Regions from separate parts of the Homo sapiens genome. Here region 2 is linked to region 1. Evidence: read pairs that join two places in POLR2A ChIA-PET (ENCODE). Cell type or tissue: IMR-90. All regions are shown on one strand. Region 1 holds the start of THBS1-IT1 (THBS1 intronic transcript 1). Region 2 overlaps BMF (Bcl2 modifying factor).

The links. Peaks named below come from ENCODE experiments on the same cell type or tissue, not always from the same donor. Only the 100,000 strongest peaks of a DNase experiment are listed, where the experiment ranks them.
Region 2: POLR2A ChIA-PET joins it to region 1 with 12 read pairs; 2 of 35 experiments call an interaction of 5 or more read pairs at or near these places.

What each region holds. Positions count from the first base shown.
Region 1 is chr15:39,585,660-39,588,159 of GRCh38, reverse strand. It overlaps THBS1 (thrombospondin 1), which reads right to left. Exons shown (of 22, transcript NM_003246.4): 8 at 640-813; 9 at 1-118. It overlaps THBS1-IT1 (THBS1 intronic transcript 1), which reads right to left and starts at 2,034. Exons shown (of 1, transcript NR_186398.1): 1 at 907-2,034. In IMR-90, no CTCF peak of the experiment used is centred here; a DNase peak (open chromatin) is centred at 1,509; H3K4me3 peaks cover 110 bases; H3K27ac peaks cover 206 bases.
Region 2 is chr15:40,097,414-40,099,913 of GRCh38, reverse strand. All of the region lies in intron 4 of BMF (Bcl2 modifying factor), which reads left to right. Among named protein-coding and RNA genes, the nearest start is that of BMF, 10 kb to the left of the region's middle. RefSeq lists enhancers at 759-1,328, 1,975-2,488 and a silencer at 1,729-1,778. In IMR-90, no CTCF peak of the experiment used is centred here; a DNase peak (open chromatin) is centred at 1,003; H3K27ac peaks cover 2,376 bases.

The DNA.
Region 1 (2,500 bases):
CCGTTCATCTGGGGGCTGGGAGAGTTGCAGAGCCGGATCCTTGTGATCACACCATCACCACATGTCACAGAACAAGATGACCACGGGGACCAGTGGCTCCAGCCACCATCCTGTTTAACTAAAGTACAGAGTTGATGGTCACAAATGGTTTTGGCTTAGAGACAGCCAAATAGAGGCTCCCATCAGGAGCACGCAGAAGTATTTCCAGGAAATGGTCAATGGCAACTAAACCCAGTGTACGGTAGAAATTGGCTCCTGGCCACATGCCCAAATGTCAACATGGAATGTTTTCTACCAGAGAACGGATAAGTTCGCTGTTTTTATGGGTTGCTGTTAATATCCTAACATTTACAGGGTGCTTACCATAAACCAAAACTCAGTGCTAACTGCTTTACATGCAGTATCTAAATAAAATGCTCAAGATAAACTTATCAAGAACTATTATTATCTCCAAGTTGCAAATGAGGAAAGAGCCTCAGAGAGGGTAAGTTGTGTTCAAGGGTGCACAGCTAAGCAGTGGGATTGGGATCCAGAGATCCTAGAACCCGTGTTCTTAATATACATGCTGTGGAGCTGCCCTTGGTGACGACAACAAGGACAGGTCAGTTCTCCACGTCCCTGAGAGGCTAAGATGCTTACATCTCTTGTCACACTCCTGAATGTGGCAGGTCCGTGTCTGGACCGAGGAGCCCTCACATCGGTTGTTGAGGCTATCGCAGGAGCGGCCGCGCTGCTGAATTCCATTGCCACAGCTCGTAGAACAGGAGGTCCACTCGGACCATGGAGACCAGCCATCGTCCGCAGAGTCGCTGGCTGCAGGGGAAACAGAGGTTCATCAGGTACGTGATGATTAGGACAAGCTGTTCTTTAGAGGGCTCTGTTCAGGGCCCTCCACTTGCCAGAGGGTGAAAAGCAATATATTTATTTCTTTTTGGCTTTACTGAGGTATAATTGACAAATATTATATACATTTAAGGTGTATAATGTGATGTTTTGATATACACATATATTGTGATTACCACCGTCAAGCTAATTAACACATCTCCATCATCTTACAGTTACTTTTTTTGGTGATGACTTAAGATCTACTCTCTTAGCAAATTTTAAGCATACAATCCAGTATTATTAACTATGGTCACCATGGTGTACATGAGCTCTCTAGAACATAATATGAGCCGGCACAAAGTTGCAGTTATACAGGATGAAAAGCAACATATTTCTTAGGCCAACGGCCCAGGGGTTTATCCCAGGTCATGATGTGTACAGCAGTGGGGTAATCGGATGCTTTGCCTGGCTCAGTACAGCTGAGCCTTCCCACAGTGTATGCTCTCCTATTCATTGATTTTCTTTCTCCTCTCAGCATTGCAAATGAGTTTTCCTTTACTGACTTAACATATCTGGGTAGGCATTTCCAGTCTCAGACTTCCAAGAATGCGCGAGTATGAGGAAGCTTATAGGAGTCATTTCTGTCAGGGGAGCCATACACCATGTGTTTGACAGATGAGTGTGAAGGCAGCCGAGCTGTTGTTGGTTCTGGCTCCAACTCGGCCGTGAGTTAGTCAGTTTGTTGTTCCTCTCACCCCAGCGTTTGGGGCCTTCTCTGCACATATTGTCATAAGAGGACAGCATGTTTGTTTACCATCTGCCCAGGCACCACGGCTACAATCACATCTAGCTGTATCAGACAGAAGACAAAGAACTTACTTTCTGTGGTCATTAGTTGTAAGTTTTCTTAGCAATCCCTGATTCAAGTTCAAAACTTTGCTACCTCCAGCTAGCTTTGTTCCTTTTAACGCACATGTTAAGTGAATGCGGAACAGAAAATAAATGTAAAAACGACCATTACAGTGCCAATATCGCTAATATGATCCCTGGATGGAATTGGTTATTCTGAGCTGTGACAAGGGTGTGTTTGTGTGTGTGTGCATGTGTGTTTCTGTGTGTGTGAAGGGCAAGTGCTGTTTTCCTGTTTTCTTCCTTATCTTAGTTGTAATGAATCACTTTTATAACTTGTACCTGCTACACTAAGTATTGTCTCAGCAAAGTCATTCATTTTACTGGTAACAAAAGCCAGGGATAACGTGCCATGGAACGATATCGTGCCTTATTTCTTTTGGTGCTCTAGAGCTCAGATTGCTGCTATTCTCTTAGGCCCTCTTATCCCTACAGATGAAAGGGGCAAAACTTCCAGGCCCGATCAGGCCAATGCTTACACAGTAAGCCTGTCAATATCTCTGGTGAGCAGATTTTTCTTAACTCTGTGCCACTAAGGTCAAATTCTAAAAGCAGTCAACTTAGAGCTGTTGCTGCCACGTCTTCATCTCTTTTCCTCAAAGCAAAAAATCAGAATTAATGAGCTATACCAAGATCTTCACTGCCATTACTGCAATCCAGATGGGTAATTACGATGTACTCATAATGGAGTTTTGGCTCTGTACAGCAGATAAGCTGTCAGTTAACCAGCTGCTGCAGCAAGAAACTGAATGGAAGCATGATGGAG
Region 2 (2,500 bases), 510 kb before region 1:
GCTGTAATATCACAAAAAGGATCCTAGACTTGTAGGCAGATCTGTTAAAATCCCAGCTCTGCCACTTATAAGTTATGTGTTCGTGGGCAAATCATGTAATCTCTCCAAGCCTTTTTTTTTTTTTTTTTTTTTTGGTGAGACAGCGTTTCGTTCTTCTTGCCAAGCTGGAGTACAGTGGTGCGATCTCGGCTCACTGCAACCTCTGCCTCCGGGTTCAAGTGATTGTCCTGCCTCAGCCTCCTGAGTAGCTGGAATTACAGGCATGCACCACCATGCCTGGCTAATTTTTGTATTTTTAGTAGAGACGGGGTTTCTCCATGTCGGTCAGGCTTGTCTTGAACTCGCGACCTCAGGCGATCCGCCCATCTCGGCCTCCCAAAGTGCTGGGATTACAGGTGTGAGCCACTGCACCCGGCTTAGTCTTGGTTTCTAATACTTACCTTGCCTAGTTGATGTGAAGGGCCTTTAGGAGTTGTGATACAAATAACTATTAAGTCAGGGACAGTTGAGTACTTTTAGAAATATGTTAAAAGATGACTTTAGGATTTTGCTTGGACCTGACTTTGTAATTTGGGGAGCTCTTTTGGAAGTTGTACCCGAGTTGGTGTTTGCATGGTTTATTAACTAGCAGCTTCTCTGCCTAGCAGACTGGATCCTTTGTTCAGGGAGCCCCTGATTGCTTCCTGACACTTTGGGATTCTCTAGTTATTAGTGAGTGGTTTTCTGGAACTTAAGCTGGCTAACTAGGTTGCTCAGCGTCTAGATGGGACAGCCCCGGGCAGGGGCCCCAGAGGTTTGCTATAGAGTGAGATGGGTCCCTAGGAAGCCAGCCTCTGTCCCAGGAGTGGGAGGCCCACCTAGGACAGTGCCAGGGGAAGAATGAGGCTGGGGGAGGGACTGCGGAGAGCCAGAGTGCGTGAGAGCCAGCGCCGGGGCTGGGGGCCCTGTGTTTGCTCTGTGGCTGGCTCTGTTTATATCGCTCGCTATATTTAGCTTCTGAGTCATCAGCGTGGCAGACTAGAGGCTGAGTTCCCCACACACTCTGCACCTGACTGCTCTCTCTTCCAGGAGAAGGGCCTTGTAGTTCCGGAGAGTTCATTCCCTCCCCACCAAGGCCTGCCATGGGATGGAAATTGGCTTTTTTTTTTGGAAAGTGGGTGATGGGAGGAGGGGACTAAGGGAGACACAAAGAAAGAAGGTTAAAGAAAAATGACTGGTTTGCCTTTTGATCCATGTCTGGCAGCCAAGAGGTCATGTTCCATGACCAGAGCACACAATCAGTCCGTGTGTGAAGGGGAGGGTTCCATCCTTCCTCCTTGCCTGGTTTGCCTTGACCTGGTCCTGGACAGGACATGAACAGTCAGCTGAAAAGACCCCAAGTCGAGTGTCAGAACCTGGGGTTATTTTGCATAGCATAATACACACAACAGGCTTGTCCCCCGAACCCCCTCCCTCTCCCTTCTTTAACCAGGGCACACACCATTGTGCCCTTCTGAGCTCTGAAGAAGTTGCCCAGTAGTTTGATGGAGCTGTTCTCAGCTTGAAGGAAACTGAGTAAGGGTCTCAGTAGTTCCTCCCTCCAGGCTGTGGAGGTGCAAAACAAGGGTCTGGGGACATGGATGGTGCAGCACAGCTCTGTCCCCGAACCGTACCCCTCAACCCCCAGTGGCTGGAGCCAGTGTCTTCCAGTTGCGTTAGAGGAAGCCTTGCCATCTTCCACTGAGAGCTGGCTGGCTTCGGACTGCTCTTTTTTCCTTAGAGAAGCAATGGGCGTGGCCATGGTGGCTTCAATGTCCTGTTAACACTGCTGGCTGGGCTGAGGAAGCTCTTGGCAAGGAGTCTTTTTTTTCCTTTTCCGTTTTGCCACGTTGCTCGTTCCTCGGGCCTCTGGGTCAGAAGCAGTCTGAGGCAGTGGGCCCACTGGGTCCAAGGGGTTGCCCTCTGGGTTTCAGAATCCTTGGCTTACCCTGGCAGCCTAGAATCCTGAGCCCCATGGCCTGTGGCTGCTGTGGGCAGTCTCAAAGCAGAAAGTCAGGGATCTCCCAGGGATTTCGTGAGTCTGCCGGGAAGATGGTGCTCCCCAGGCCGGCCCTGTTGCAGAGCATATTGAGAGACGTGCTCTGCAAAGCCAGTGAGTCCCAGGTTTTCCTTGTGCTCCCCAGGGAAGGAGGAGCCTGCTCCTTGCAGCCCCCAGGCCCAGTGCTTCATGTATATTTTTCTTACGTAATCACCACAGCAACCTTGGACTTTTAGACTCCATTGCCACTGTGTTATAGGAAACTGAGGCTCAGAGAAGTGAGGTAACATGTCCAAGTCACACCGTAATTTGCTGAGCTAGGCGTCATACAGATTTGATGGATTCTGGAACCATGGTCCAATCGCCCCATACCTGCTGCCCAGCAATCACATTCCGGAAAACAAGGGTACAAGGAAGCACACATTTGCTGCCCCAACCCGCTCTGCCTCATGTGATACTCAGCTAGGTGCTCTTGCTCTTCTC